Linked DNA regions of Homo sapiens: region 1 is linked to region 2. The links are chromatin loops, found by intact Hi-C in ENCODE. Cell type or tissue: GM12878. All regions are shown on one strand. Each heading gives the region's core, and the rest is flanking DNA. Links, peaks and the distances in the headings are about the cores only.

The links. Peaks named below come from ENCODE experiments on the same cell type or tissue, not always from the same donor. Only the 100,000 strongest peaks of a DNase experiment are listed, where the experiment ranks them.
Region 1: it touches region 2 in a loop (4-fold over the local background); 2 of 110 quality-filtered maps call a loop at or near these places.

Annotation. Positions count from the first base shown.
Region 1 is chr6:79,238,517-79,254,923 of GRCh38, forward strand. No RefSeq gene overlaps it. Among named protein-coding and RNA genes, the nearest start is that of HMGN3, 12 kb to the left of the region's middle. In GM12878, for the core only: a CTCF peak has its summit at 11,903; DNase peaks (open chromatin) are centred at 8,615 and 11,775; H3K27ac peaks cover 232 bases.
Region 2 is chr6:79,324,843-79,341,249 of GRCh38, forward strand. It overlaps the pseudogene LOC112267976. Among named protein-coding and RNA genes, the nearest start is that of LCAL1, 20 kb to the left of the region's middle. RefSeq lists an enhancer at 10,459-10,508. In GM12878, for the core only: no CTCF peak of the experiment used is centred there; a DNase peak (open chromatin) is centred at 10,589; H3K4me3 peaks cover 354 bases; H3K27ac peaks cover 1,625 bases.

The DNA.
Region 1 (16,407 bases), core at 5,499-13,498, 86 kb before region 2:
GTGCTAACTTTTGAAGAGACCAAGGTTAGTTTTTACAAAGCAACAATAAGAGTCCAAGAACTAACGGTCCCAAATCAAATGAGCTGCCTGATATTAGTGCAGATCCCTAGGCCCCAGTCCCAAGGTATTGAATGGCTAGGCTTGGAAATCTGCATTTTCAAACAAGCTTTTCATGTGTTGCTTACACTATAATTCGGGGACTAGAGTATTTAATAGACTAGGCCCTTGCTCTCAACAAATATTTGCTGAATGCCGGTACTTGGATTCTGATGACAGGTATCTATAAAAGCCTGTGGAGTTCTCAACATACTTCCAGAGCAGGAGCGTAATTCTGTGGGTGAAACTCGCCCCACAGTCCTCACCTCATGCTTTTGCTCCATCTCAGTTTTGCTGGGCACAACCTGTTTATTTCACTTTCTTTCTCTTCTGTAGTTGCAAGGAACCTGAAGAGTGATTAAAAACTGCACACATCCAGATACCTAGAAAAGTGTCTTCTTCTTCCCAGGCAGCCCCTCTAGGCAGCTCCTTGGGCCCCTGGGAGATGAAAATCCCTGATCCCAAATCCTCAAAGGGAACTTACCTTGGCCAAAGCCCATAAGCCACACCCTTTCAAGGCTAAATGTCAATGATTGCATAAGCATACTTCACAACTGCATTAACAGCAAGAGGAACCAGGGCATTCTGTGACCTTCCAAGGAACCCACTCTTTGTTTTCCCAACCTTCAATCAAATTTAATATTTGTGCAGATTCTTTACCCCAGGTATGTTTTACACAGTTTTTCCACCCCTGGTACTTTTCAGGTTCAATCTCTGTGATATTTACCTCTCCTTCTTGCTCCTGCTGCTTAAACTCACAGGAGTGTGATTAATTTGCTCTTTTTAGCACCCAAATGACTATTTGGGAATGAATTAGATATGCTCAGTAGCTAGAACCAGGGATTGGGATACATTGGTTTAGCCATTCCTTTTTGTCAGATTGTTAGCATGGCTGGTGCCAAGAGCCATCCAGGCTCAAGGAGGTGAGAAAGTTAAGGGAAGGAAATCCCCAAAGTTCATGGTGAGGACACAGCAAAATAAGGACTCCATCCCATCCCCTTAGGTAAAAAGCCACAAGCTGCAAGGTGCCAAAGACCAATTAGTAGTTGTTGCAGAGCTCTCCGACTGAATTGCACATTCTTGTAAACTACTGTCAGTGCCAGTACACTCTCAAATGGGACCACACCCTTTTCTTTAAGCTAGTGATTTTGACTACCTATTTTTGGTGTCTTCTGCATTTCCTTCAAATCTCAGAATCCCTGGGAGCTTGTAAGGAACATTTAGTAACCCCATCCCCGTCGCTACCCTCAATGGTCCTGCCTTTCGGAGATATCATACCATTTTCCTTTTCTCAATGAAAGCAAGAAAATGCTGGTTTGGGGAAATGAGAGTCGAATGAATCATTCTGAAAAATACCATAAAGCAACTGGAGATGATTTTCAGGTTAGCTTGGTTAATAACTCTTGTAATTCTCAAGCACTAAGAAAGAGTTAGCCGATAAAATGAGTTTGGCCAGGTCAGAATGAATTCTAGCCACCAGGTCAGAATGAATTCTAGCCACAAGGCAATAAAGTTTTGCCCAGCAGTGGAAAACTAGCCTGCAAATGTGCCATAATCTTCAAGGCTGCTTATCTGCATAAGGCTTTTGTTGTTTTTAAAACACAGAATTGTGCTACTCCCACAAAAAAACTCTCATCCTTTTCTACCTTCTCATTCCCACTCCCACTTCTGCTGTCTGTAATCTTAAGCAAATGGGTTGTTTTTTTCTTTTTTTTTCTCCTAAATAATCCAATTTACCTCTTAACATGTCAAAAAAATTGTTTTAACCATTTTAAAAATAAATGTTTATCAAAAAGTTTGGAATTTGCAGTCATAGGCATGAATTCAAATCTCAAGCTATTGAGCTACCATCACATTACTTAACCTCTTTGAACCCTGGTTTCCTTATTATAAAATGAGAAAAAGAATGTCTATTCAAGGCAGATACCACTAGTTACCTGCCCAATATTCACACTAGCTTTCTTCCTACTAACAGAATTCTGATTTTGGCAATAGGCCTGGTCAAAACAAAACAAAACATAACAAAGCAATCTTTAGTTCCTCCAGCTCCCTGGCAGATAGAGGTTGCTATGTGACACCTCTGGGGCTAATGAAATACATGAACACACAGTCATAAGGTGATTGTGTAAGCAACACCAAATAACAGGACAAACCTAGCCGGGTAGCTAGCTGCCTTGTGCCTTTGTTCTTCCTCTCCTTCCATCCTGGAAGTTGCTAACAATGTCTGGAAGTAGAACAGCCATCTATGTCCAAAGAGAGAAGGGCCACAGTTCATGATGAAAGAGCAGAAAGGCAGGACTTGAGGTCTCTGCAGTGGCCCCAGATTGTCCAGCTGTAGTCTACTGTTAATGTTTGGAAAATAAACACCATGTTTGATCAAGGCACTTTAGGTGGATGTCTGTGATGTGCAGCTGAATACTATCCCTAACTGATACACTGTTTCATGGAACTGGTGTGAAAATTGAAGATGTTAAACCACCAAACTATGGGAATGTGCATATCCCTGAAGGATGATGCTTAACATATTTCATTTGAAGCATGTATATTATACTCCCCCTAAAATGATAAAAGAGAACACAGAAAATTTTTAACTTTTCCTGAATCCCTAAGGGCCTGATTATGAACACTTAGCATAAACCTCTTAAAATTACTTTAAAGTAGGCAGGGATAAACATGATTAAAAGAAGTATTTTATTGTTGCTATAGAACGGGGTGCTCCATAATATGGCCTATTGCTGTGTTTTACCGATGCAAATGCTGGATTGTTGCTCAACTCCATCTCAGTTTTAGTGTGACTCCCTACACTCTAGATGCTGGAGTCCACACTACAGCTGGGGTTCTGATGTAATTTGCATTTGCCTAATTAGAAGCATGAGGTATAGACAGTGGAGGTTAGGAAGAGGCCACACTTTTGCTACATCTGCTGTGTCTGCTGCTTTTTTTCCTAAAACAACATCAGCAAAGATCCCAGGCACCAGCATTGTGGATTCAGAGAGGCATGTCTCCCTGCATTCACTCTGTAGGCATAGACTGTAGCGGTGAGGTGTGGTCTGAAACTGGCAGAGACAGGGGCTTTATGATTGAGAAAGTGTTTTTATTCTTATAGAGTCCCGATACTAGTGGATTCCTGCTTGCAAAAGAGACACAGCTCCTTTGACGACCTTGTTCTGAGTGTGACTTTGGGAGACTTTTCTGAGAGTTCAACCTGCAGTCTATCTCTTTAGTCTTCTGAGCTATCCCATAGTCTATTGAATCTTTGAAACCTTTTCTCCTTAAATTAGGTAGAGTGGGTTCTGTTCTCTACAACTGAATCCAGAACTATGGAGCTTCCTTTAGTGTTGCTTACCAAATATTTCCAGCTTTCAGAGACATACTTGGCTGGGCTCAATGGCTCATGCTTGTAATCCCAGCACTTTGGGAGGCCAAGGCAGGTGGATTGCTTGATCCCAGGAATTCGAGACCAACCTGGGCAACATGGTGAAACCCTATCTCTACCAAAAATAAAAAACGCACAAATATTAACCTGGCATGGTGGCATGTGCCTATAGTCCCAGCTACTCAGGAGGCTGAGGTGGGAGAATTGCTTGAGCCAGAGAGGTTGTGGAGGTTGCAGTGAGATGAGATTGTGCCATTGCACTCCAACTTGGGTGACAGAGCCTGACCCTGTCTCAAAAAACGAAACAAAACGAAACAAAACAAAGCAAAACAAAAAACAAAGAACAACAACAACAAAAACAAAAAAGAGACACACTCTCACTGGAGCTGATTATGGAAACAGATATTGATATGGAGATTGCCCATGTGTTTCTTTCAGTGATCACAGTGAACAGAACAGAACCCTTTGAAGATCCCCCCCTCCAATGGACATAGAGCTGTCAAAGCTAAAAATGAACCTTTTATTTAAGCTGCTGAGATTTGAGGGAAATTTGTTTCCACAGGATTATCTATCTTATCCTGAAATGATATAGAACTTAGATCCTAAGAGAAAGGTGCTGCTTTAATAATAAAACAAACCCTAAAATAAGTGGCATTGGCTTAAGAGCTGGTCAGAAGGAATCAAGCAAACTATTACTGAAGCCTGGAAGAATGGAAATTATTTTTCTAGTGGGGAAAAGTTTGGTAAGACTATTCCCTACAGTAATTTGGAGGCAAAAGGCATATCTAACTTTGGGGAAGAGGTTGAAAACAGATTATCATTACTGTTTATTGCCTATTATTAATTGTATTTAATAAGACATTGTAAGAAAAAGATATATTCAGAGAAGACTTGGTCAGTTTGTAAGGGTAGATGAAAGAGATTTAGAGAGTCTACAAAGTCAAGAACTTATAAGGTTGGAAAAGGCAACTGCTTCTCAGTCTAAAAAATGAAAGGTAAAATCGATCCTTTGAGCAACAAAAGCACATTAAAACTCAGCTTTGTGGCAAGGATCAGATCACTGGTCATGAATTAGGGTATGGTGCCCAGTAATTCCTTCAGTTAGACCAAATGGCCCAGAATGACTTAAATTGGCTCATGGGAAAAGGCGTAGCTGTCACTGCTAGGCTCAAGGAACCTATAATTAGGGGAGAGGGGACAGAGGGAGAAAAGGGAGAGGCAGGGAAAACAGAACTGCTGGGGCAAGAAAACACAGAAATATGGCAAAGAAGTAAATCTAGAAAGAAACATGGGAGTAAGTCAGAAGACAACCAAGGTTAATTTTGTAAGAGTTTTACTGCTAAACAAAGGCTCTAACCTGGATTAAATGTGATTGTTGCAATTTGAGACTTAACATGGCTCTTGGACTCTGCACCATTTATAGGCAGGAAGCAGGGTGCCTATTCAGAGAAGGCTGAAAGAGGACTTTCCCAAAGGGAGAATCCGAGAATCACGGAGATCAGTGGACAGGGGAGCTCCTTTCAGGAAATCCAGCCTATTCAAGGAACATTTCCAATCCTCTGGGTAGGAGGTTTAAAACATCTGCCTAGTCTAATATTGAAAGGCCAATGACTGCTAATGACAGGCCAATGACTGCCATATGTTTCCCATTCTTCTGCTTTTTAATGTGAGTATTTGTTGAAGGTATCTTGACTCTGTTCTACTACTGGATAATGTGTGAGTGGGAGGTGGGAGGGCCAGGTCTCTGGATCAAAAGGAGATATACACAGACCTATTTTACAGGCTCCTTCACATTATCCCCTGACATAAAGACTACCATGCGTCATCCAGGGATCCTGGGTTTTGAAATTGATGCCATCACTGAGACTTTTGAGTTTTCTTCCCTCAGAGGAAAGTGAATGAATGCATTTTGTACATGGGAAGAAAGATGAAGGAAATACTTCATGCCCTGAAGTGAAGACTGCAATTATCATTAGTACTATTCACCAAATATTTCTGCTTTACTGCCTCATGACAGGATTGCACTTCCCCTCCCCATCTTTTAAAGGTAGGCATAACTATGTAACTTGCTTTGGCTAATTAAATGTGAACAGAAGTGATGTGTGTCTTTTCTGAGTATCATTTTTTTTTATTGCAGCAAAAAAACACATAACATAAAATTGACCATCTTAGCCATTTTTAGTATATAGTTCAGTAGTGTTAAGTAAATTCCCATTGTTGTGAAGCCAATCTCCAAAACCTTTTCATCTTGCAAAACTTAAAACTCTATACCCATCAAACAACTTCCCTTTTCCACCTCCTCCAGCCGTTGGTAACCACCATTCTACTTTCTGTGTCTATGCATTTTACTACTCTATGTCTCTCACATAAGTTAAATCATACAGTATTTGTCTTTTTATTGACTCGCTTCTTTCACTTAGCATAATGTCCTTAAAGTCCATTCATGTGGTAGTATGTGACAGAATTTCCTCTGTTTTTTGAGGCTGGGTAATATTCCATTGTATGAATATACCATATTTTATTTATCTGTTCATCCATCAGTGGACATTTGGATTGCTTCTACCTCTTGGCCATTGTGAATAGTGTTGCTATGGTGAGCACCATCATTGAGAACCAGTGCATGATTCACCATACTGCCCCCTTTTTTTGCTGCCATGAGCAAGGAAGCACATGCAAAGATGTGCTTCTCTCCACCTGGGCGTTTGAATTATTAAAATGAGCAGAGCTCCCAACTGACCCAAGATGGACATGTAGAGTGAACGAGAAATAAGCCTTCGCTGTTTTGAAGCCACAGAGATTTGGGGATCCTTTTTCTTTTCCTAGTGAAAACTGATAAGGTTTAAAATTAAAACTTGACTCTTCCAAAGTTTGCAGAGAACTTTGATGAGAGACTCCCATAATGGAGAAGGCTGATGTATTTGAGCCCTATAGTTCTCTTGTGTCCTGCAGTTACACCTTCTTCTTGAATCTGTGGGGGTGGGAGGGTAGGGAGGATGGCCATACCCATAGCTTCTCCTTCTTTAACTGGCCAAAGTCTGGAGAAATCTCAAATCCTGTTTTCTCATTCCTCATCCATTTATCTCATTTTCTGTACACTGGATTGGCAACTTTATTACACGCTGTATTTGATAGGATTAGCTTTGGCTGTAAGTATGAAAACTCCCAAGTAACAGTGGGTAGGAAAATAGAGTTAATATTTTCCCTCACATTAAAAACACAGGGTTGATACAGTGGTTCCACAACTAACTGAGACACACTTTTCTGTCTCATTACTCTTTCACCTTCATTACGCACCTTCTGTATCTTGGCTGAAGATGTCTTATCCACCTTCATTCCTCATATGTTCATTTTGGCCAGCAGGAAGGATAAATGATAAATGCCCTCCCTCTTTAAGGCAACTTCCGGAAGCTGCACATATCACTTCCATTTACATCCCATCATAGAATTTAGTCACATCAAAGGAAGTGGAGAAACATGGTCTTTATTCTGGGCAATGATATTCCCAGTTTTTAGTAAATGACATGGATATTTATAGTGATATTCCCAGTTTTTAGTAATACTTGTGACGAAGAAGAACATTAGTATTGAAGTGTAATTAGCTGTGGTAGGTAGAATAATTTTCCCCCAAAACATCCTAATACTAGAATGTTTCTGTAAATATATTACCTTTCATAGGAAAAAGGATTTTGCATATGTGATTAAGGCAAGGACCTTTAGACAGGCAGATTATCCAGGATTATCCCTGTAGGCCCAATCTAATCACATACATTCTTAAAAGCAGATAATTTTTTCCAAGCTATGGTAAGAAGGGAGCTAAGATGAGGGTCAGAGATTCCATGTGAAAAGGACTCAACTCACCACTGCTGGCTTTGAGGAGGAAGAAAGGGAACCATTAGCCAAGGAATGTAGTTGCCCTTTAGAAACTGGAAAATGCAAGGATATAGATTTTCTCCTAGGATCTCCAGAAAGTAACTCAGCCCAGCTAACACCTAATCTTAGCCCAGTGAGGTCCATGTCAAACTTCTAGTCTATAAAACTGAAAGATAATAAATTTTTGTTGTTTAAGCCAGGAGTCCCCAATCCTCGGGCCATGGGTCCATGGCCTGTTATCTGTTCATTCATCTGTTATCTGTTAGGAACTGGGCTGCACAGCAGGAGCTGAGTGGCAGGTGGGCATTACTGCCTGAGCTCCACCTCCTGTCAGATGAGTGATGACATTAGATTCTCATAGGAGCATAAGCCCTATTGTGAACTGCATATGTGAGGGATCTAGGTTGCATGCTCCTTATGAGAATCTAATGCCTGATGATCTGAGGTGGAACAGTTTCATCTTGAAACCATCTCCCATCCCACCCTTGAGTCCGTGAAAAGATTGTCTTCCACAAAACCAATCCCTGATGCCTAAACAGTTGGGGACCACTGGTTTAAGTCACTAAGTTTATGGCAATTTGTTATGACAGCATTCGAAAAATAATACATTAGCAGCTTCAGCCACAATGCCCTCCACTTTGGCCACCCAAATATTCATACTGTTTTTTTGACACATAGAACATACTCACCTTCTGTCCAAAGCAGAAACCCATCCACATCTTCCAGTTACAGTGTTCAGCTCAAAGTCTAACACACCTCCAGGAAATAGTTAGTCCTTTCCATCAGGTCTGGATGTAGCTAAGTTATGTGCTAACCAAATACCTAATATACTGCAATGAAGTAGAAAGATTCATTCTCTTTTCAGTAACTTTTTTTTAAGATAGAGACAGGGTCTTGCTATGTTGCCCAGGCTGTTCTTGAACTTCCAGGCTCAAGTGATCCTTCTGCTTGGGTCTCCCAAAATGTTGGAATTAGAGGCATGAGCCACTGTGCCCAGCCAAAAACTCATTCTCTAGCACAAAGTTCCTTAATTTGCTCATTTAGCAGCCTTGATGACAGGGTTTCCTCTTTGGGATGATTAGCTATGGAAAACCATTACTTATCAGAATATGCAACTTCAGAAAGATACATACTCTGCCTAGCTTCAGGCCTCTACAAACTGTGACCCACAAAGGGTGGCTATACATGGACATTAGAAACTAGAGCTTCTCCCTAGATCTTTGATCTCATCTAGCATTCTGGCTAACATCTCTTTCTGGACCAAAGAGAAAAGTATTGAATGAGGTTTCACATCTGCTTTTGACCCTAAAAGGAAACTAAAAGAAATTTTAGTTCAAAGGCATGGATCAACTGACTTTACATAAGAAGAGTTTAAAGAGCTTAAGCCCCACAATTTGAGAATCAGCATCATCCCTAGTGTTTGGGCCCATTTGTAAGAAATCAATTTGCTGCTTTTCCCTATATAGAGACCCCCTTCAGAATAAAGTGCCTAGTGTGTCAGTGTCTTTAGCCTGGAGAATTAATCTTCACCTTGGATACTGATCTACCCCTTCTTCTTTCTCAAATGTATAGAATCCCTGTATCCTGTTAATTTTTCTCCTCTATCAATATGGCAAAATTAAAATAAGTAGCATTCTGCTCCAGTTAGAATGTAGAAAGTTATGACAGTCACTCTCACTTTTAACTGGAAAAAAATTGGACAAACTAAGAAAATAATTTTTAAAATGACAGCTGTTAAATACAAAAAATTCTAAAGGAACTAAATTCAAAAGAGGGGTCAAATCCTAGAAATTTATATAAATACATAAGAATGATAGAAATGTAATCAAAGTTTTGAAAAATCACTCCAAAGTATTATTTTTCCAGCTGAAATAAAAATATTAAATTGATTTCTTAAAAACTATTCTTATTCAGTTAACTTTAGGCTTATGCTTGATATGAGAATATAATTTAATGTAATTGCTAGTTTTTATTCAGTTTTTTTAGCACTTGACATAATTAATAATGGATCACATGATTTTTTTCAGCATAAATAATAAAATGTAAACTATTCTTGTTTAATTCTCAAAGCCCAACTCACAAAAGCATGAGGAACAAATATAAACAACATCCACAGGCCAACAGCAACCCATAGCCATGAGCAGGCCACTTCTTGAAATAGGAGTCTGAGATTCAGCCATCAAACAAGAGAAAGTCCTTGATTCACAGCTATCTATGTGCATAGTTTTGTAGCATTGATCTGGCATGTATCTTGTGTACCTTTGGTGAATTCAGTGTCCATGCTGCTCATGGGATACCTCTCTCAAATCCAAAACCCAAAGAGAGGAATTAACTAGAATTAAGAAATGAGATTTTACCAGGTAGGGTTGAGCTTTGGCGGCCCATATACCATTGCAATATTAAGATTTTTTTGAGCATCCCCCAAGAAATAATTTTTGCCCAATTGAGTGTAATAGTGTACTCACTGGGAATGCATAATGTAAATGAATTTAAATCAATGATAGGACATATTTATACAATTAATATTTTGAATGTGTATTTGCAGGACAGAAATATTTTCCTTTGAATTGTATGACTTTTTTTTTTAACATGTAACTTATATTTACAAGAGATAACTCCCCTTTGCCTGCCCCCCCCCCAAATTTCCCTAAGTTGATTACAGAAGTCGGTGACTCAAAACTCTTTTAATAGAAATTCACTTTGAAGCACACTTTTCCTAGGCACTTCAGGGATCATCTTGTGCTATAGTGTCCAGCCCCAGATCTTTGGGTAATTACAAAGGTAGTAATGGGTGTTGTAAACTATTTTTAATATTTCAAAATACCTAGAGAAAGTCCTACTCTTGCTGGAGTTTGTTTCCCTAACGTGCTCAGTCTTTGTTCTATAAAAACAGGACACTAATTCCCTGACATCTCCTTCCCGCCCATTCATGTACCCTGCCTTCTGCCTCCCACAGCTCCCCTTTTTTGTTTGCCACCATTCCTAACCCCCTTAGATATTCGTCAGAATTTTTAACAAAACAAAATTTACTGCTCAGTAAGTGAATTTTTCTAAATATAATATTTTGAAGTACAAGATTTATGGTTAAAAGTTATTAACAGGAGAGCTTAGTAGTGAAAATGTTTCAACTACTGATTTATTCTAACTTTCTACTGAGGTATAAAGAGGTCAAATGCATTTTCCAAGATCATCCAACTGGTTAATAATGGAGGCAGGATTAAGTCCCAAATTTCTGACTAAACCCTGTTATATGTTTCACTACATTATTGCTGTCCTCAGCAGGAACAACGCTAAACACTTGTACCATAAATGGCATGAAGGCCATTTTCTGTGGATGGAGGTTAGTGGTTGCCTTACCCATTTCCCATGGATAAGGCTTGTGAGAGCTAATTTTGCCTACTTGGTGTATGCCAGGGTACTGTCTTCAGCCCAGAGCACAGCAGAAGGCTGAAGTGCAAAATGCTGGTGCAGCATTTTTGACAGATCCTGAAAGCAAGCCTTTGTTGTCTGTGACTGCTGAGTTGTGCTATGATAATTGTGGTTCACAATGATGTCCCTAAGGCACTACAAGTTTTTAGGATGTGATCTGAAGTATCGAAAAGTAGTTATATTTAGAACAGTCTTAGTATTCACTACATATGATGGCATTCTAAGGTGACAATATGGCAACCCACACAATTTATTTAATTGGACTTTAAAATAAGATTCGTGGAATATAATTTAGTAGAAGAATCAAGGTATACAGTCATATTACTTGTTATTATAGTTTATACTTGTAATAGTTTTACTTTTGCCTCATCAAGGCTTTGCTGACTATTATGGTATGGATGTCATTCACTCTTTACCTCTTTGAATTACTCAAGTTCATTAAAACACAATTAATTCATCAATTATGCATTCATTTAATAAATTCATTGTGCATCTACCATGTATCAGACTTGTGCTAGATACAGGGGAGATACTGATGGGAAAAAAAAACTATAAAGTATAGCAACTATAACACTTATAGCACAATAAATATGAAATTACAACTGTGATGAGTGTTATTGAAGGGAAGGTATTCCTGTATCACAGTTTATTAAAGGCAGATTTGATGAAATTGAAGATAATAGTAGAGGATTCCTTGAGGAAGGAATGATTAAGCAACAGTCTGAAGAAGTAGCCTTTAACTAAACAAAAAAGGCAGAGAAGGGGCTTCCAGGCAGAAGAGCAGCATGTATGAAGTCCCTGTGGCATGAATTGGTTCAATGAAATGTAGCCTAGTGCTGGTGAAGTGCAGAGAAGGTTGGAGAATGTTGTATGAGGTGAAACCAGAGTTAGGACCAAGTTATGCATGATTTGTAGGTAGCGTTGGGCATTGTGGCTTCATTCTGAAAGCACTGAAATCATTGAAGGAGGTGGGGTGATCAGATTTATGTTTTGAGAAATCATGTGATAGCATTGTGCAGAACAGAGCAGAGGGGAAGAAAGGAGGTATTGAGGCCTACCAGGAGGTTATTTTAGAAACAGGAGTGACAAATGATACTTTATTTAGACCATGACCTCTCAACAGGGGTGATACTGCCCCCAACAGGGCTAAAATTGGTTCATGGACGGCAAAAAAAAAAAAAAAAAAAAAAAAAACTTAGCTATTACAATGATTTGTAGCCCTATAACTCAACCCTAAATAATGAAACCTTATTCCTTAGTATTTAATTTCTATTACTGGGTTTTGCTGTTGTTTTGGGGCATCACATTAGCAGTATAGAAATTGAATAATTGGAAAATATGCAAAATGTATGGAAGATCAGTGTTACAAAACTATGTGGAATAGATGGCTGTGATTAAAGAACTTTCTAATGCATGATTATTCCATCTTAAAGTCATATTGCAAGAGATGGCCCAAGCATCGCTATGGGCTGCTATTGGCCACCTTGTGGATGTTGTTTATATTTGATCCTCATGCTTTTGTGTGCGCACTGGGCTTTCAGAATTAAACTAAAATATTTTATATTGCATTATTTAATTTGACAAAATTAATCAATTCATCATTCATTTTGTCAAATGTTAAAAAGGAAAAAATGCCAACAATATCTGAAAGGATATCTAGCAGCTAAATAAGTTAAAAGATGTTCTCATACTGAGTAAAGGTCAAAAGTTTGCTAAAAATAATTTTTAAGAAATTAATGTTATTAATAGTTTTACTTTTGCTGAAAAATATGATTTGAATGTTTTTTAAAATTGATCCTATTGTTATCATTATTGTGTAATTCTATATATTAACCATTTGCATCTGTAATTTGATATATTATAATTTATTTAAGCATGTAAATTATATTTGAAGCTACTCTGCACATTGTTTTAAAGTTGAGTTAAATATTGATACCTTTTTAATTTTTAATTTACTTTAACTTGAAAACTTTACTTATTCTTCATTCTGCATTATATATAAAAAGCTTACTTTTTTTTTATTATACTTTAAGTTCTGGGATACATGTGCAGAACATACAGGTTTGTTATGTAGGTATACACGTGCCATGGTGGTTTGCTGGACCCATCAACCCATCATCTACATTAGGAATTTCTCCTATTGCTATCCCTCCCCTATCCCCCGACCCCCCAACAGACCCCGGTGTGTGATGTTCCCCTCCCTGTGTCCATGTGTTCTCATTGTTCAACTCCCACTTATGAGTGAGAACATGTGGTGTTTGGTTTTCTGTTCCTGTGTTAGTTTGCTGAGAATGATGGTTTCCAGCTTCATCTATGTCCCTGCAAAGGACGTGACCTCATCCTTTTTTATGGCTGCACAGTATCCCATGGTGTATATGTACCACATTTTCTTTATCCAGTCTATAATTGATGGGCATTTGAGTTGGTTCCAAGTCTTTGCTATTGTGAATAGTGCCACAATAAGCATACGTGTGCATGTGTCTTTATAGTAGGATGATTTATAATCCTTTGGTTACATACCCAGTAATGGGATTGCTCTGTCAAATGCTATTTCTAGTTCTAGATCATTGAGGAATTGTCACACTGTCTTTCTTCCACAGTGGTTGAACTAATTTACACTCCCACCAACAGTGTAAAAGCATTCCTATTTCTCCACAGCCTTGCCAGTATCTGTTGTTTCTTGACTTTTTCATGATTGCCATTCTAACTGGTGTGAGATGGTATCTCATTGTGGTTTTGATTTGCATTTCTCTAATGACCAGTGATGATGAGCTTTTTTTCATATGTTTGTTGGCCACACAAATGTCTTCTTTTGAGAAGTGTCTGTTCATATCCTTCACCCACTTTTTGATGCGGTTGTTTTTTTTCTTGTAAATTTGTTTAAATTCCTTGTAGATTCTGGATATTAGCCCTTTGTCAGATGAGTAGATTGCAAAAATTTTCTCCCATTCTGTAGGTTGCCTGTTCACTCTGCTGATAGTTTCTTTTGGTATGCAGAAGGTCTTTAGTTTAATTAGATCCCATTTGTCAATTTTGGCTTTTGTTGCCACTGCTTTTTGTGTTTTAGTCATGAAGTCTTTGCCCATGCCTATGTCCTGAATGGTATTGCCTAGGTTTTCTTCTAGGGTTTTTTATAGTTTTAGGTCTTACATTTAAGTCTTTAATCCATCTTGAGTTAATTATTTAATAAGGTGTAAGGAAGGCGTCCAGTTTCAGTTTTCTGCATATGGCTAGCCAGTTTTCCCACCACCATTTATTAAATAGGGAATCCTTTCCCTATTGCTTATTTTTGTCTGGTTTGTCAAAGATCAGATGGTTGTAGATGTGTGGTGTTGTTTCTGAGGCCTCTATTCTGTTCCATTGGTCTATATATCTGTTTTGGTACCGGTACCATGCTGTTTTGGTTACTGTGGCCTTGTAGCATAGTTTGAAGTCTAGTAGCGTGATGCCTCCAGCTTTGTTCTTTTTGCTTAGGATTTTTTTGGCTATTCGGGCTCTTTTTTGGTTCCATATGAAATTTAAAGTAGTTTTTTCTAATTCTGCAAAGAAAGTCAATGGTAGCTTGATGGGGATGGCATTGAATCTATAAATTACCTTGGGCAGTATGGCCATTTTCACGATATTGATTCTTCCTACCCATGATCATGGAATGTTCATCCATTTGTTTGTATCTTCTTTTATTTCATTGAGTAGTGGTTTGTAGTTCTCCTTGAAGAGGTCCTTCATGTCCCTTGTAAGTTGGATTCCTAGGTATTTTATTCTCTTTGAAGCAATTGTGAATGGGAGTTCACTAATGATTTGGCTCTATGTTTGTCTGTTATTGGTGTATAAGAATGCTTGTGATTTTTGCACATTGATTTTGTATCTTGAGACTTTGCTGAAGTTGCTTATCAGCTTGAGGAGATTTTGGGCTGAGATGATGGGGTTTTCTAGATATACAATCATGTCATCTGCAAACAGGGACAATTTGACTTCCTCTTTTCTTAATTGAATGCCCTTTATTTCCTTCTCCTGCCTGATTGCCCTGGCCAGAACTTCCAACACCATGTTGAATAGGAGTGGTGAGAGAGGGCATCCCTGTCTTGTGCCAGTTCTCAAAGGGAATGCTTCCAATTTTTGTCCATTCAGTATGATATTGGCTGTGGATTTGTCATAGATAGCTCTTATTATTTTGAGATATGTCCCATCAATACCTAATTTATTGAGAGTTTTTAGCATGAAGGGTTGTTGAATTTTGTCAAAGGCCTTTTCTGCATCTATTGAGATAATCATGTGGTTTTTGTCTTTGGTTCTGTTTATATGCTGGATTACGTTTACTGATTTGCGTATGTTGAACCAGCTTTGCATCCCAGGGATGAAGCCCATTTGATCATGGTGGATAAACTTTTTGATGTGCTGCTGGATTCGGTTTGCCAGTATTTTATTGACGATTTTTGCATCAACGTTCATCAAGGATATTTGTCTAAAATTCTCTTTTTTTGTTGTGTCTCTGCCAGGCTTTGGTATCAGGATGATGCTCGCCTCATAAAATGAGTTAGGGAGGATTCCCTCTTTTTCTATTGATTGGAATAGTTTCAGAAGGAATGGTACCAGCTTCTCCTTGTACCTCTGGTAGAATTCGGCAGTGGATCCATCTGGTTCTGGACTTTTATTGGTTTCTAAGCTATTAATTATTGCTTCAATTTCAGAGCCTGTTATTGGTCTATTCAGAGATTCAACTTCTTCCTGGTTTAGTCTTGGGAGGGTGTAAGTGTCGAGGAATTTATCCATTTCTTCTAGATTTTCTAGTTTATTTGTGTAGAGGTGTTTATAGTATTCTCTGATGGTAGTTTGTATTTCTGTGGGATCGTTGGTGATATCCCTTTTGTCATTTTTTATTGCATCTATTTGATTCTTCTCTCTTTTCTTCTTTATTAGTCTTGCTAGCGGTCTATCAATTTTGTTGATCTTTTCAAAAAACCAGCTCCTGGATTCATTGATTTTTTGAAGGGTTTTTTGTGTCTCTATTTCCTTCAGTTCTGCTCTGATCTTAGTTATTTCTTGCCTTGTGCTAGCTTTTGAATGTGTTTGCTCTTGCTTCTCTAGTTCTTTTAATTGTGATGTTAAGGTGTCAATTTTAGATCTTTCCTGCTTTCTCTTGTGGGTATTTAGTGCTATAAATTTCCCTCTACACACTGCTTTGAATGTGTCCCAGAGATTCTGGTATGTTGTGTCTTTGTTCTCATTGGTTTCAAAGAACATCTTTATTTCTGCCTTCATTTCATTATGTACCCAGTAGTCATTCAGGAGCAGGTTGTTCAGTTTCCATGTAGTTGAGCGGTTTTGAGTGAGTTTCTTAATGCTGAGTTCTAGTTTGATTGCACTGTGGTCTGAGAGATAGTTTGTTATAATTTCTGTTCTTTTACATTTGCTGAGGAGTGCTTTACTTCCAACTATGTGGTCAATTTTGGAATAGGTGTGGTGTGGTGCTGAGAAGAATGTATATTCTGTTGATTTGGCGTGGAGAGTTCTGTAGATCTCTATTAGGTCCACTTGGTGCAGAGCTGAGTTCAATTCCTGGATATCCTTGTTAACTTTCTGTCTCACTGATGTGTCTAATGTTGACAGTGGGATGTTAAAGTCTCCCATTATTATTG
Region 2 (16,407 bases), core at 5,654-13,653:
TTCTGTTTGTGGACCCTCAGCTGCAGGTCTGTTGGAGTTTGCTGGAAGTGCACTCCAGACCCTGTTTGCCTGGGTATCAGCAGCGGTGTCTGCAGAACAGCGGATATTCGTGAACTGCAAATGCTGCTGCCTGATCGTTCCTTTGGATGTTTTGTCTCAGAGGAGTACCCGGCCATGTGAGGTGTCAGTCTGCCCCTACTGGGGGGTGCCTCCTTGTTAGGCTACTCGGGGTTCAGGGACCCAATTGAGGAGGCAGTCTGCCTGTTCTCAGATCTCAAGCTGCATGCTGGGAGAACCACTACTCTCTTCAAAGGTGTCAGACAGGGACATTTAAGTCTGCAGCGGTTACTGCTGCCTTTTGTTTGTCTGTGCCCTGCCCCCAGAGGTGGAGCCTACAAAGGCAGGCAGGCCTCCTTGAGCTGTGGTGGGTTCCACCCAGTTTGAGCTTCCCAGTGGCTTTGTTTACCTACTCAAGCCTCAGCAATGGCAGGCGCCCCTCCACCAGCCTCGCTGCTGCCTTACAGTTTGATCTCAGACTGCTGTGCTAGCAATGAGTGAGGCTCTGCGGGCATAGGACCCTCTGAGCCAGGTGCGGGATATAATCTCCTTGTGTGCCATTTGTTAAGCCCGTTGGAAAAGTGAGTATTAGGGTGGGAGTGACCGGATTTTCCAGGTGCCCTCTGTCACCCCTTTCTTTGACTAGGAAAGGGAACTCCCTGACCCCTTGTGCTTCCCGGGTGAGGCAATGCCTCACTCTGCTTCGGCTCACGCTCAGTGTGCTGCACCCACTGTCCTGCACCCACTGTCTGGCACTCCCCAGTGAGATGAACCCGGTACCTCAGTTGGAAATGCAGAAATCACCTGTCTTCTGCATCGCTCACGCTGGGAGCTATAGACTGGAGCTGTTCCTATTCAGTCATCTTGGCTCCACCGCTCTGAAACTTTAATAATTGCATAATGTCCTTCTTTATTTGTAAGTGCCTTTAACCATAAATCAACCTTGTCTGACAGTATACCATCACTCTTGCTTTCATTTCCTTTGCATTTGCTTATTTTTATGTCTTTTTTCACCAAACACATGTGCATTTATATATTTTTTAATAAAATCACAAAGACCCAGTTTACCAGCTTTACTTTTTAAATCCAAGCTTAACATTACATATTTAAACAATTGTCAAAACTTGCTAAGTTGTCAGCATTTATGCACAACTAGAAAACACCCTTAATTTATACTAAGCCAGAAATGTATTACCATTAATGCATTCATATCTATCACTGTGAGATACTGAAAAAATTGAAATTATTTCTATAAAAGGCTCATCCTGGCAATGTTAACTTCATAGCAGGCTGAAACTACTTGGTTTACATTTCAGACACAATGGACAAACAGATCCATGCTGGTGTTAGTGTACAATCTTGTTCAGCAATTTCTAGAGAGTCACTGTTCACCTTGGAGTAGGTTTAATATTAAAGCAAAGTGCATACAGAGATTTACAACACTTTTAAAGATAAAAGCAAATTGGTCCTATTATGTGGTCCCAACAATAAACTCAAAAGTCTATGACAAATAGTAGTTCTGATGAGTTATTTATAAATGCTTCAGATTAGGTACAATATACTGAAAATCAACTTCATTCAACATCTTCAAAATATGTTACTGCTAATCCTCAAATGGTGCTTATTAGAGTTTAACATTTCCATTCTATAGATGCATTGAAGTACGTGTTATCCAAGTGTGGATGATGCTCTTTACCATTTATTGTTAAGGACTTTAACTGGCCATCTTCTTCAACTTCTACTGTCTCTTAACCTCTTCCTAGTAATTTTTCTGCCATTAGCTATTTTAATAGGAGTTGATATAGATTTGAAGTTGCCCATCTCATTACTATCAAATGACTTGGAAATAATGCCTCCATGACCTAGTGACCCAAATGAAATAAACCCTGTTCCAAAAGAACAAAGCCCAATTCCAAAAGATGGGAGTACACTGAAGGCAGAGAAAAATGGCCCCATCCCTCGGCTTCTGTTTCTTTAGGAATCTCTTCAATTCCTCCCCATTCCCTGCAAAAATGCCCCCAAATGGGCCTTCAAAGAAGTCAGATGGAAATGGGTCCCTTCCACCAAAAACTTCCCTGAAGACGGAATGTTAAGCCAAACTCAGACTGTCAAAATGACTTCCATCTTCTCCACTACCATTTAATCCTTCTTTGCCATATTTGTCATAGATGTGTCTTTTTTTCTAGCATCTGGTAACACCTCACACACCTCACTACTCCGTGCTACTTCCTTATTTTCAGGATTATCTGGGTGGCAATTCAGTGCCAGTTTCCTGATATGCCTTTTTAATATGCTGGGGTAGGCAGGTCTGCACGCCTAGAACCTCACAGTAACCCCCATGCTTTAACACATGGTGAGAACAGGTCCGAGGATGTGTGGTGGTGGTGAGTAGCAGGACAGGTGGGTGGTGTGGTCTCCAGGTTCCTCTGGGCTCTGCAGCACTCTGTAGGGCTCCACAGAGCTGCGCTGGTGGCCACAGTGGCTCCTCATGCTTTCCTTCCTCTCCTTTCTCCAACAAACAGGAAGTATGACCTCCTATCTCTTGAGTTTTAATCTTTTTTTTTTAAACCACTTTGTTCTAAGTTGTTTGCAGTTAGGTTTTATATTTTAACAAATTTGACAATCTCTGACATTTAATGGAAGAAACTAGCCCATTTTTCTTTAATGTTATGATTGATATACTTACTTTTATGTTTTCTATTTTACTTTATGTCTTTTTTTTTAAATGTTTCTTCTGTTTCATTTTTCTCATTTCTGCTGATTCGATCAACTTACAATTTGTGCTATGTCTTCCCTTCTTTTTTTTTTTTTTTTTTTTGAGACAGAGTTTTGCTCTTGTTGCCCAGGCTAGAGTGCAATGGAGCTATCTCGGCTCACTGCAATCTCCACCTTCCCAGGTTCAAGTGATTCTCTTGCCTCAGCCTCCCAAGTAGCTGGGATTACAGGCATGCACCCCCACACCCAGCTAATTTTGTATTTTTAGTAGAGACAGGGTTTCACCATGTTGGCCAGGCTGGTCTCGAACGCCTGACCTCAGGTGACCCACCTTCCTTGGCCTCCCAAAGTGTTAGGATTACAGGCGTTAGCCACCGCACTCGGCCATGTCTTCCCTTCTTAATGTAAATATTCAACTCTACTTTTCCATTATATTTGTTTAATTAATTCCATGAATTATTATTTTCTTTTCCTGTACTGTCATTTTTCATGTAGATAATTTGCTTTTACTGGCTGGAAATTTGTACAACTTTATTTTATTCCAGGGCTTCACAAATTTCCCTGGATATGCCTAAGTGTGTGTTCTTTCCTCATTAACCCTGCCTATTTCTCTGCAATTTCTTTTAGTCTGTAGACTTGGGTCTTTAGCTCCCAGAAATTTTCTTATATTATCAGTTTTATAATTTATTTCTTTCTATTTCTATTACATGTTATGTCTACTAAATCTGTCCCCAAGTCTTCTTCTCTGTCCTCTCATGATTTCTATCCTGATTTCACATGAGTGTCCTTTGAGCTATTTCTTCCATAGTCTTTCAGGCCATTTTTTTTTTAACCTCTGGGATGACAATCCTCACCTTCAATTCATGTGCTAAGTTGTTTCATAGGGAAACTATGGCTTGTTTTAGCACCAGAAAATATGTGTGTGTGTGCATGTGTATATCACCTGCATCTTCTTGAACACTTTTCCCTTATGTTTCTCTTACAGCAGTTCTCTTTCACCAGGAATGTTGTATTTGTCCAGAGTGATCTTTGTCTCTCTGGGCTGTGGGCCCTTAGCAGGGTTTTTGTAGGTGTTGTTGTCTCAGACAGAGTCTTGCTCTGTCACCCAGGCTGGAGTGCAGTGGCACAATCTCAGCTCACTGCAACCTCCGCCTCCCAGGTCCAAGTGATTCTCCTGCCTCAGCCTCCCAAGTAGCTGGGATTACAGGTGTGCACTAACATGCCTGGCTAATTTTTGTATTTTTAGTACAGACAGGATTTCACTGTGTCTAGACTGGTCTCGAACTCCTGGCCTCAAGCAATCCACCCACCTCGACCTCCCAGAGTGCTGGGATTACAGGTGTGAGCCACTGTGCCCAGCCCTTAGCAGGGTTTTTACAGCATTAACATGTTCTGGGGTAGCTAATGAAGCACCTAAGCTCCTGGCAGTGTGGTGAGTGATGGATGGTGGCACTCCACCACACAGGCTGGCAATGCAATGGCAGGCAAGTTGCTAGTCTCTAGCTACCAGAAGAAGCCTCCAGGTTCCCAAACTTTTCCTCTAGCCTCAGGAATCACAGGACTTAGCATAACTACTCAGCAAATTTCTTGGCTTTTTTAGGGGTAGGGAGCCAGTGACTTTAATATGTGTCTTACACTACCTTCTTTCCATGGTAAGTGGATCCCTGAGGGGCAAGCTTTTTCCAAATCTTGTTTTCTGATCCTCTTCCTGGGTAATCTGATGTGGGTCTCAGGCTCTTGCCCAGACCCAGGGGAAGCCCTCACCTCAGTTTCTCCCCTGGGTACCCCCAGAACCCAAGGCCATGTTAACACCTAGCCCTGCATTGGTTTAAACTGCTGTTTGGCTCAAAATAGACATGTATCCTGGAGTTGTTAGTAGAAAGGTGGGTAGCAGCAATCATTTCCTAGAATCTTATCTTAGTTTACAAGACATTAATTTTAGCAGAGTAAAACAGGGAAATGTTTTTGTTCAAATGTCTTCCTTTTTTACCCTGTGGCTTAGTGATTTTATCCCACTTTTGTATAAACTGCTTTGCAATATATGCTAATGATGTTTTATTTTCTTGAACTATCAGTGGCCTCAGAGAAAACTGGTCTGACAGCCTATTATTGCCAATGGTAATGCTTTAATTACTTTAAACAAAAATAATCATTTTTGGTAGTTGGCCTCCAGCACTTGATTGATTTATATCAGATAACTTTAAATCACTGATCATTGTGTTTTATTACCTGGGAAAACAGTTTGCACACAGTTTATCTTGGAAGATTCTTCACAAAGTTAAATTGCTTAAAAATAGACATGGCACTTATACCAGACAGTCAGAATGACAGATAGATAGGATATAGATATAGATATAGATATAGATATAGATATAGATATATTGGGGTTGCCAGATTTAGCAAAAACAATAACTAGGGCATTCAGTTACATTTGAATTTTAAATAAACAATGAATAATTTTTTTAACTACAGTTACACTTTGTGTTATCTTATAGCCCAGCATGGAGGAAAACAATGAGGAAAATTAATGGATATTTTAGATTCCATTTTCTTTATTAAAAATCAATTTTATTTCTGGTATATACCAAGAGCCTATCAATTCATTTATTGAAAGGTAATTTTAAGCTATACTATCCTAGAGGCAATATAGTTTTGTGAGCTTTGACAAGCAGAATATGTAACCACCCCCACAGCAATCAAGATACAGAAGAGTTCTACCACTCCAAAATATTTCTTCCTGCAGCCCCTTTGTGATGAGCCCCTCTCTTTAATTCCACCCCAGGCAAGAACTGACCTAATTTTTGTCACTCTGCATTAGTTTGCATTTTCTAGAGTTTTATATAAATAGACTTATATAGTATGTACTCTTTGTCTGACTTCTTTCACTCAGCATAATTACTTTGAAATTCATCAGTTGTTGCATATATCAATAAATAGCTCATCTCATTTTGTTGCAGATAGTTTTCCATTGTATGGATATGCACAATTTGTTTATTCACTCATCTCTTGATGGACATTTGAGTTGTTTGCAGTTTGGGGCTCTTACAAATAAAGCTGCTATGAACCTTAATGTACAAGTGATATATGATTTCATTTCTTTTGGAAAAGATACCCAGGTATAGAATGACTGGATCATATGGCAATCGTATGCTTAACTTTAAATGAAACTACACAACAATTTCCAAAGTATGCTATTTTATATTCCTACCAGCAGTTGTTCCACATCCTCACTAATATCTGGTATTGTCAGACTTTTAAATACTAACCATTCTGATAGGTTCATAATGATGTCATATTGTGGTTTTAATTTGCATTTCCCTAATGACTAATGGTGTTGGGCATTTTTTCATGAGCCTATTTACCACCTTCTTTGGTGAAGAATATGTTCAAATCTTTTGCTTGCCTTTCTCCCGGCATCCCCCCAACCCTCAACACACCAGCCTTTTGACTTACCCATTTTCTCATTATTGGGTTTCAAGATTTCTTTATACTTTCTGGATATAAGTGCTTTAACTAGATATATCATTTGCAAATATTTTTCTCTCAGTCTGTGCCTTGTTTCTTTATTCTCTTAACAGTGTTTTTTGAAGAGCAGAAGTTTTAAATTTTCATGAAGTCCGGTTTATCAATTTGTGGCTTCATGGATCATGCTTTTGATCATTTAAGTCTATATTTCAAGTCAATTTTTGTATATGATGTGAGATGTAGATCAGTGTTCATTTTTTGCATATGTATTTCAATTCTTTCATTACATTTACTGAAAAGACTATCCTTTCTCCACTCAATTCCTTTACACCTTTGTTGAAAAACAGTTGTCTATAAATGTATGAGTCTATTTCTGGATTCCCTGTTATGTTTCAGTCATCTATTTAATGCTAATACTATATTGTCTGAGTCACTGTATCTTAATAAGACTTGAAATTAGGTATTAGTTGTTCTCCAATATTTTTTAGTTTGTCTTGGCTTTTACGTGTCCTTGGCATTTTCATTTGAATTTTATAATCAGCTTGTCAACGTCAATAAAAAGCTTGATAAGGTGTTAATTAGGATTGCATTAAATCTATAGATCAATTTATGGATTATTAATTGTTGATGATGACTATTGCAGTTGTTTCTGTCTAATAGATACTCAATGGCTCTACAAAACATGAGAATCACGACTATAGCTGATTGCTACTTGTTAAGTGCATATCTATATACCTGATACTACCAAAGAAATGTAATCATATACTGTTTTGCCCTTTCCAGTCAAAATAGTACGCTATTGAATATGAAAAGAAATCCCCACCTAAGAAAATCATCCTACCTCCACAAAGATGTATTACAAATTTGTATTTTAAAGTTAACCTGGAGGAAGATTGACACTTGTTGACATATAGAGGGCTAGTAATTTCCAAATGAGAACACCACCACAAAATATACAGAGTTGGGAGAGGGAAACACTGACAAATGGAACAGGAAGAAATCTGATGTGATCAAGTGTGGACATAAGACCTAACCTAGGGAGGTATTAGGTAGCTGTGAAATGATTCATAGTTTGCAACTTGGGTGACATATATTTTTCTATGACAAGAACTTGGAGTGAATTCTCCCTCTCCTCAAGACTGAGATGTCACACCTTATGAGACCCCATATACGAGCTATTGACCTCAACGATTGGACTTCAAAATACATATAAGCCCAAGAGTTTGACAGACACTTGAAGAGTTCAGTCTACTACAGGGCTATACTCTTGTTAGCCACTTGTCTGAAGACTGAGAGCTCAGTCTATGACAGGGCCACACCTGTTAGCCTTTGAGCTAATCTCTGAAACCTCACCATCCAACACCAGCACTGTCCTCTAGCATGGAGGGAACTTATGTGTCTTCACCAACCTTGGTGGTCTTCCTCCATCTAGTTGGTGAAGCCAGCCTCTCTCAAGAACCACTTGCATAAAGGTACACCTCAAACTTCCATTAGACTTTACTTTCCACAGAGGTCTGCCTCCATCATAATCGATCAACTAAACTTTAACAATTTTGGAACTCACTCACTATGTGGTTAATGTACCACGTTTATCAAGCATATTTCCTCGACATTTGTTCTTGCTATTCTCTCCCTCTTTAAGCATTGCCAACCTAAGAAAAAAATTATCTTGGTGTGGCAATAAATCATGTGATTCATGAAATCATACTTTCATCATCTCCTAATTTTACTCACAGAAAATAGGAGGACTTTTTAAAGGCTCAGGACTTTGACAGTGACACAAAAATAGAAAGAAGAAAAAGTCAAGTGGTTACTAGTACAGACAGGCATCTACATCAGAAGGGAGAAGTATGGTATGGTTGTACTTTATGTGTAAGTTTTAAAGGATCTGCCTGAGATGGATCACTGTCTCACAGTACTGGTTTCCTCCTCCTTCCATGATAATAAAATTTTAGCGAGGCACAGGGTGCCTTAGACAATAACTACATTCCCCAGACTCTTTCATATGTAGGTGTGGTTATTTCATTACATTATTGTTAATGAGATATGAGTGAAAATAATGTGTGCAATGTGGTAGCAAGCCATCTTGTACATGGGATGAGAACATCACTCTAGGGCAGTGGAAGAAGATTAAAAAGAACTTGAGTCCTAACCACTTGGAACTCATAATACTGGCTGTGAAATGCTTAATCTCAGACTATTATGTGAGGAGAAATACATTTTTTAATAGGACAAAGGCATGCAAATTTATTAATGTGCAAGCACGTGGGAGTCACAGAAAGTATGAAACTCCAAGAAATACATTTCTAATGTGTTTGAGCCACTGCTAATTTGACTCTCTATTATAGCTGCTGCCAAACTCATATAAGGGAGGATAACTGCTCACTGGGAGGTTGTATAAAAGGGTTCTGTTTAAAGTTTTCTATATTTTAAAGCTGAAATATTGGTAATATGAGCTAATATCCCCCCATAGAATCACAAACATAAAAATTAATATAGTGCATACCTCTGAGAGTCAAAGGATTAACATTCTCATTTTATTGAGAGGGGATATGTCTCCAAAGAGATGTTATAAAATTGATAAAATGTAGATTTTATTTTTTTTAGTCACACAGAGTTGGCTTTGAATAGCTGCCCTACCACTTAGTAATTGTTTAACATCAAGTCATCTTATTTTCCTTAACTTTGCTTTTCTATCTATAAAACACCATCCTCATGACCTTATTGTGAAGTTTAAATTAGATAATATCTAAAGTTCCAGGTTCTAGATACGACTTTAATTATAACCCTCTCCCCTCCCATCCTAGTCAAGATACAGAGACCATCCACTTTGTTGTAATTAATTGAGCAAGTTTGCTGTGCATTGGACATAGCTGTGGTAAAGCTGCCTCTTAATGATGATACACAGCCCATCATCAGTATATTTGGATAAGATCTAGCTGTCTAGATGCTAGCTACATCCAAATGAGCATTGCCTTGGTGCTAACAGTGGAATGAGTATAGAGGTCTTTTAATTCTAAGTTTTATGCTTTACTGTCTTTATCAGTGGTCCCAAACCTGTGTTACAGATCAGGCAGGAAATACAAATGAGGCCAGCTTGGTGAAGTGCATGTGCGCACACTGCAAGCAATGGAGGAATCTACTGCTACTTAGCACCTGAGGATTGGAAATGAGCTTTCCTGTTGCTAATTCCTGTAAATTTGCAAGGGAACCGCATGTCTGAATTTTTATGTGGAGTCTCCTGATTTTCAAATGTTTATGCATTTTTTTTAAAAACAGTGCTCAGGTTGAATAAATATGTCTGACCACCAGCTTATTGCTTCAGCTCTACCTACTGCTCACTTTGACCAGGACTGATTCTTCTCCGCTGCAGCAGGTGCATCTTGAGAAATAACATTCATAATAAATGTGCTTAACATCAGCGTTATTCATTTATCAACGTAGACCTATGTGCTTTGAACTGGTGCTTCTTCCAAATAAGACAGTAAGATTTTAAGTTAAAAATTCAATTATAATAAACTAAACACAGCAAACATACTTCAGTGCTACACTAGTTTAAAGGCTACCTGGAGCTAATTCTGTGTGTGTGCTTTTTTTCCCATTCACTCTGGGGAAGATGATGTAATAAATATTTCTATGTTTATTTGGAGTGTGAAGCCAAATACTCAAATGCTGAGTGCATTTTGAAAAATCAAAATCAGCAATTCAATTATTTTTCTTTATTAGAACAGCCAGGAGTGAGCTTGTTAAGATGGATCTGCTTTGTCGTAGCTTGCTCTGCTGGCAATGTCTAAACGAATTAAATGAATCACGAGTCAAAGAAATCTCACAGGCGGCTTTAATCTCCTGTCAGAAAGAATAGCTAACTGAGTCAAACATCAGTAATTTTTTTTTCTTGGCTCATCTTAGAGGGCTTGTGTTCTTAGCTACATATGTGTGGACTTGCATTTTAATCTTAAAATTACACTTCTACTATATTCTTAAGATGGGGAATTTGGGTATCTTCCATGTTAGTGATTTGCTGGTTCTCAAAGGTTACCCACATAAAAATACCATCTCTTTTCTGAAACTTATAAAAGACAATTTCTTTATCACTCAGTTCTACAAGAACCCAGCCACAGTTATATTTTCAGTTTTGGTAAGCCCAGCAAGTTCCCAAATTTCCATTCTGAGATTTTTCTTTTCTAGTATACATAATAGAAAAGTATATATGTCACAACATGAGTCTCTGTCAAGACCAAATGTGGGTGGAATGTGGTTTTCCTGAGTTTCATGTAAAATTCTCTGAAATATCCTGTGACTGAGAAATTTATGTCAGAGAGTAATCCAGAAATGAGGTCAGCCTTTTCTCTGCTGGGGAGGGCCATTGAGCTATTGAGAATCTGTGTTATTACCATTCCATTCAGTTCCTCTTTTAAGAACTAACTTAATAAGCTCCACTGGGCAAGTCTATTAACATCCCCTTCTACCACGACGGGTCTTTCCAAAGTGGAAAAATAAATGTAGTCAGTAGGTGTCACATGTTTATTTGGTTGAAGGCTATCATGTTGAAGAAACAATTCAGGAGTCTATGATGATACAAAGTGCTACAAAGGAAAGCTAAAGCATTCAGTTTCATTTTAAAGACATCTTTGCTCTTAGAATTTAGCATCATGGGCTGGTGGCTTATTAATTACACACAAAAAATACAACTATACATAGAGCAATAGCCATGTGCAAATATAAGGGTTCAGACACTTAAAATTTCTGGAAAGTATGATTGCCCAGTAAGTACGAACCACTTGCTCACATAAAACTATTGCAGGGCAATAACACTGTGGCTTGAAGCAAGAAATTAAAACTATCCCACCAAATGACTAGCTTAAACGACCTCTATAAGAATAAATAAACCAGGGTAATGAATGTGATGTCTATGTAAATACCGACCCAAATCCCTTACATTTACAGACTGTTTGTCATGTATAGCCATATCGGCACTAGCAAGCAGGAAAAGTCACTATCGGCAAACCAGAAATTGTGAGGTGCACCCAAAGAAAGAAAAAATCAATGGGCTTGGATTGACAAGAGTTGAGGAAACCCAAAATACATTATGTACATGAGGAAACCACTGAGACAATAAGACAAAATCCACTGAAATTCTAAAAATAAAGTGAAGAAATACCAGGAACTGAGCAGAGCACTGGGCAATAAAAATATAATTAATAATTTAATTAGGATAGGAGCCCCAGCAACTGAATTGCAAAAGCATCACTAACCTAAAGCTAAAATCCTCAAGATACAGGCCAAAGAAAACTTATACACCAGCTAGGATAGAATTCTAAGGAGGGTACAGCTGTCTGAGAGAGAAATGCAGTCAAACTAAAGGAATAAAAAAGCCCTGTCCAGGAGGGAGGATAGCCACCGTCGCAGAAAATTCCTTCTTTTTTTTTTTTTTTTTTTTTGAGATGGAGTCTCGCTCTATCTCCCAGGCTTGAGTGTAGTGGTGCGAACTTGGCTTACTGCAACTTCCGCCCCCCAGGTTCAAGCAATTCTCCTACCTCAGCCTCCTGAGTAGGTGGGATTACAGGTGCACGCCACCACACCCAGCTAATTTTTGAATTTCTAGTAGAGACAGGGTTTTGCCATGTTGGCCAGGCTGGTCTTGAACTCCTGACCTCAGTGATCCTCCCACCTTCATCTCCCAAAGTGCTGGGATTACAGGCGTGAGCCACTGTGCCAGGCCAGAAAATCCCTTCTTATTTTAGCAACTGGGAACTCCAGCTAGCCTGCCTGCTCCATGCCCAGGTGCCCTGAAGTGAAGCCTTCTAATAAATAGGTTGCACCCAGTTACATAAGCCCTGCAGTCTACTCTGCCATTCATGGGAGAGAAAACCCATACCAATTGATTACTAGGTAACCAATTAAGCTTCTCACTCATAGATAAGAATGAACAACAAAAGATCATCAAATATTTGAAGAAAAGCAACTAAATGAAAGGAGGACCAATAGGAACAAGTACACAAACTACAGAAGCAGTAGAGAAAATGGAAGGACTGAGAACTTAAAAAATATTCTCATGGGGATATTGTAAAGAAAAGTCAATAAAAGGTTGTTAGGAAAAAGAACAATTAGAGAGCATAAAAGACTTTTAGAAGTTAAAAATGTAATTGCCCTTGAGGATGTAACCAATAAAATTAGGGGCAAACTGACCAAGAAGAAGACAGCATGCAATTCAGCAAACAGAAGCCTCGGCCCAGGAGGGCAGTGAAGAGAGATATTTGGAAAACAACTGCAGAACAGGCCTGAAGAGCAACCAATGCAGAGAGGAACAGAGGATGGATAGATAGATTTCCAGGAGAGACATCTTCAGGAAAATGACAGGGAACTCGAGAATAGGTGGTATGATGAAAAAAGTATATAAAAAAGAGCATCATGTAATAAGGAGATAAGATGTGTTTTAGACTGAATGTTTGCTAAATTCTAACTCCCAGTGTAAGGTATTCGTGGGAGGGGCTAGCTCATGAGAGCAGAGCCCTCAAGATTGGGATTAGTGCCCTTATAAAAGAGGCTCAGAGAGCAACCTTTTCCTTCTGCTGTGGACACAGCAAGACTATAGCTGTCTGTGAACCAAGAGGCCTTGCCAGATACTGAATTTGCTGATAACTTGATCTTGGACTTCCTAGCCTCCAGAACTGTGAGAAATCATTTTCTGTTGTTTATAAGCCACCCACTTCATATTTTATTATAGTAGTTGAAACAGACTAAAACAGAAGCAAAAAGAGAGAAGAAAGAAAGGTGAATAAGAAAGCCATGATCTGAATATTAAAAAGAAAATAAGGCACAATTTTAAACAATTAGTGTAGTATAAGACAATAATCCCTTTGTCTTTGGTTTTAGGATCACTATTATAATTGATTATTAATATTCCTTCTTACAAACTGTGGAATTAAAAAAATACTCTATTGAAGTGGCGATATAAGAAATCTCTGTACCTTATGCTCAGTTTTGCTTTTGCTGAGAACCTAAAACAGCTCCAAAAAGTAAAATCTATTTTTAAAAATCCTGCCAAAGTTGATTGGATTAAGATAACTATTAGTAGAGCTAAAGCTATGTTACAGATATCAAATTTGGGGAAGAGAGGCAAGAACATAGTAACATAGAGGAAGGTAACATAATTCAACTAAATCACTATCTTTCATATCAGGGAGATAAGGAATAGAGGTATAAACATATTACTTGGCATTATGACCAGAAAAAAATTTTTTAAAAAGGCACAAAGAGCAGTTAGGGCCTGTAGGTAGGAACTGAGTGATAAGATGGGAGGGTGTCGCTTTTCCTTTACTATTTGATTTGTTATTGTGTCCATGTACTACTGCCATTAACAAAAAGAAAAAGCTTCAGGAGTAAGTGTAATAAGGAGATGTAAATGTGAGAAATGGATTAAGAGATATGACCTAATAGAATTTCCAGAAAGATGCAATAAGGAAAATTGAAGGGAGGCCCTCCACTAGACGGCTTTAAAATAGTTCTTACAACACAAAACACTAGAGCAGGGGCAGGAAACAATAGTCGTGTTATGGGTTGAATGTTTGTGTCCCCTCCAAATTCATATGTTGAAACCCTAATCCCCATTGTGATGGTATTTGGAGGTACTTTTGAGAGGTGATTAGGGTTAGATGAGATCATGAGGGTGGAGCATCATGATGGCGTTAATGCCCCTGTAAAAAGAGGAGGAGACACAAGATCTCTCTCTGTGCATGCACCAAGAAAATGACTCTAGTTAACTTTATCGATAACCCCCGCCCCCCCCCACCCCCACAAACTAGTGTTTTGAAAAGATCGTGAAAAAAAACTACAAAAGTAAGCAAGGCTGTAAAATTTAAAGAGAGAGGAGACAAATCAACCACATTAGGAATGAGAAAAAACCAAAGTTATACAGCTAAAGGAACTGTTAAAAATGTGATACTGCTCTGCATATTATTGTGCTAATTATGCTGTGCAAGAGCGTAACCAAGAAGAGGACCTTCACCAAGAACTTGACTGTGCTGGCACCCTGATTTCGGACTTCCAGCCTCCAGAACTGTGAGAGAGAGAGACATGTTTGTTGTTTAAGCCACCTAGTCTATGGTACTGTTATGGTAGCCAGGACCCACTGAAACAAGCCCTTAGGCCAAATGCCTAATTTTTTTTTTTATTGAAGTTTTACTGGAGCACAGCCATGTTCATTCATTTGTGTATTGTCTATGGCTGCTTTCGTGTTCTAACCAAGTTGAGTAGTTGTGACAGAGACTGTATGATCCACAAAAGTATTTACTATCAGGCCCTTTACAGAAAATGTTTACCAATGATACTTGCACCAGAGAAATGTAAATGAAGTGAAAAAATGCTATCTGCATGACAAAAGAGAAGAAAACAAATTAGAACAATAAAAAGAATACTATGTAGAAAATATAAAATAGATGGTACAAATAAGCCCAAACATATTAATAATAATATGTATGAGTTAAATTCTTTCAGGCTTAATTTAGAAAAAAAAATCCTGTGATATTGTTTATAAGAAGTTTATCCAGAACAATGTGCCAAAGATACTTGCAAAATAGTGAAAACTGTACCAGTGAAATGTGATCTCTAAAAACGATGCAGTAAAATTCAACTTAATAATGAAAGAATATATTTTTAAAAATTTCTTGGACATTTAAAAATCTCTCTCTAAAAAGCTGTTGAGATTAAGAGGAAATAAAATGCCAACTATTGGAAAATAAAGAAGGATGATAGTAGCAGGTATCACTGCTAATAGGGTGAATTTGAAATAGTTCCCAAAGGAAAAGGTGTACTCCTAGATATTTATCAGGCATCTATGAATTTTTAAACAATAATTAAGCCCCCAATTAGAAAAGAACAGAAAACCAAAAAAAAAATTAAACAAACAGGACCGAAGGAATTAATAAAAAATATAAATCGTGATTATAAATTGTGTATAAAAACTTACTCTAGTTAATTTCATCAATAAAACCCAAACTAGTGTTTTGAAAAGATATTGAAAAAAAACTATAAAAGTAGGCAAGGCTGAAAAATTTAAAAAAGAGAAGATATCAACCACATTAAGACTTAAAAATGACCAAAATTATACAGCAAAAGGAACTGTTAAAAATGATACTGCTCTGTTTGTCATTGTGCCAATAACTTAATAAAATAGATAAAATTGATGATTTTTAAAAATCAGTCAATAAATTTTACATGTCTAATTTTTAGAAAAATACATATTGCCAAAGTTGAATAGAGAAGAGTTAAATAAATCAACTCTGAGAAATGAAAAAGAAAACACAAGTATAAACAGATAACTTTAAGGTAGAAAAAAAAGAATGCAAGAAACAAAATAGCAAAAGCTTATGTATTGATATGGGTAAAAGACAAGAAATAAGCTCTCAGCATGAAACAGAGGAAATGAAAATAAAAAGAAATAAAAACTACTTAGAAATAAAGGATGCAGTAAGAATAGAAACACTACAGAAAGAAATAACCATTTAAAAGATTAAAATGGAAGTGAACAATTTTTTTTTTTAATTGACAAAAATGTTTTCCTGTCTCAACACAAGCCAGATTTTCGTTAATATCTGTGACAAGCTAGAAGAATAGCAGATTCCATATGTTTTTATTATATTTTGGTGTCAAAATTAATTGTTAAATAAGAGCTTCATTAAAGCTGTAACCATCTGAATGTGTAAATGAGCTTGATTACTTTGTATCTTACCCTAGAGTTAACAGAATTTCAGATATATTTGTAAAACATAAATTTACTCTCATACACAAGCAAAACAAAACAGAAGCCTAAATAAATAGGCCATAATAGAATAAATTAAATAGGCAGTCAAAGATCTAGTTTTAAAAGTCTCATGTCCAATGTGAAGAATTCTAGGAAACCTGTAAGGTTCAGACAATCCCTATGATTATGAATTGCTTCAGATCATAGAAAAAGACAATTAAAATAATAAATAAATTTTTAAAAAGATATTTGCTAATGAAGTTAAGCAGACCAAAGTGTAGTAGCTAGAGAGTTTAATACAATGAGGAAATGTTATTTAAAATAAGGGCAGCCTAGAATAAGTTTACCTGGAGGGAGAGATGAGTGAGAATGAAGTGATTCATAACACAACAGAAAAAAATAAATCATTGTGAAAAATTTTTGGAAGA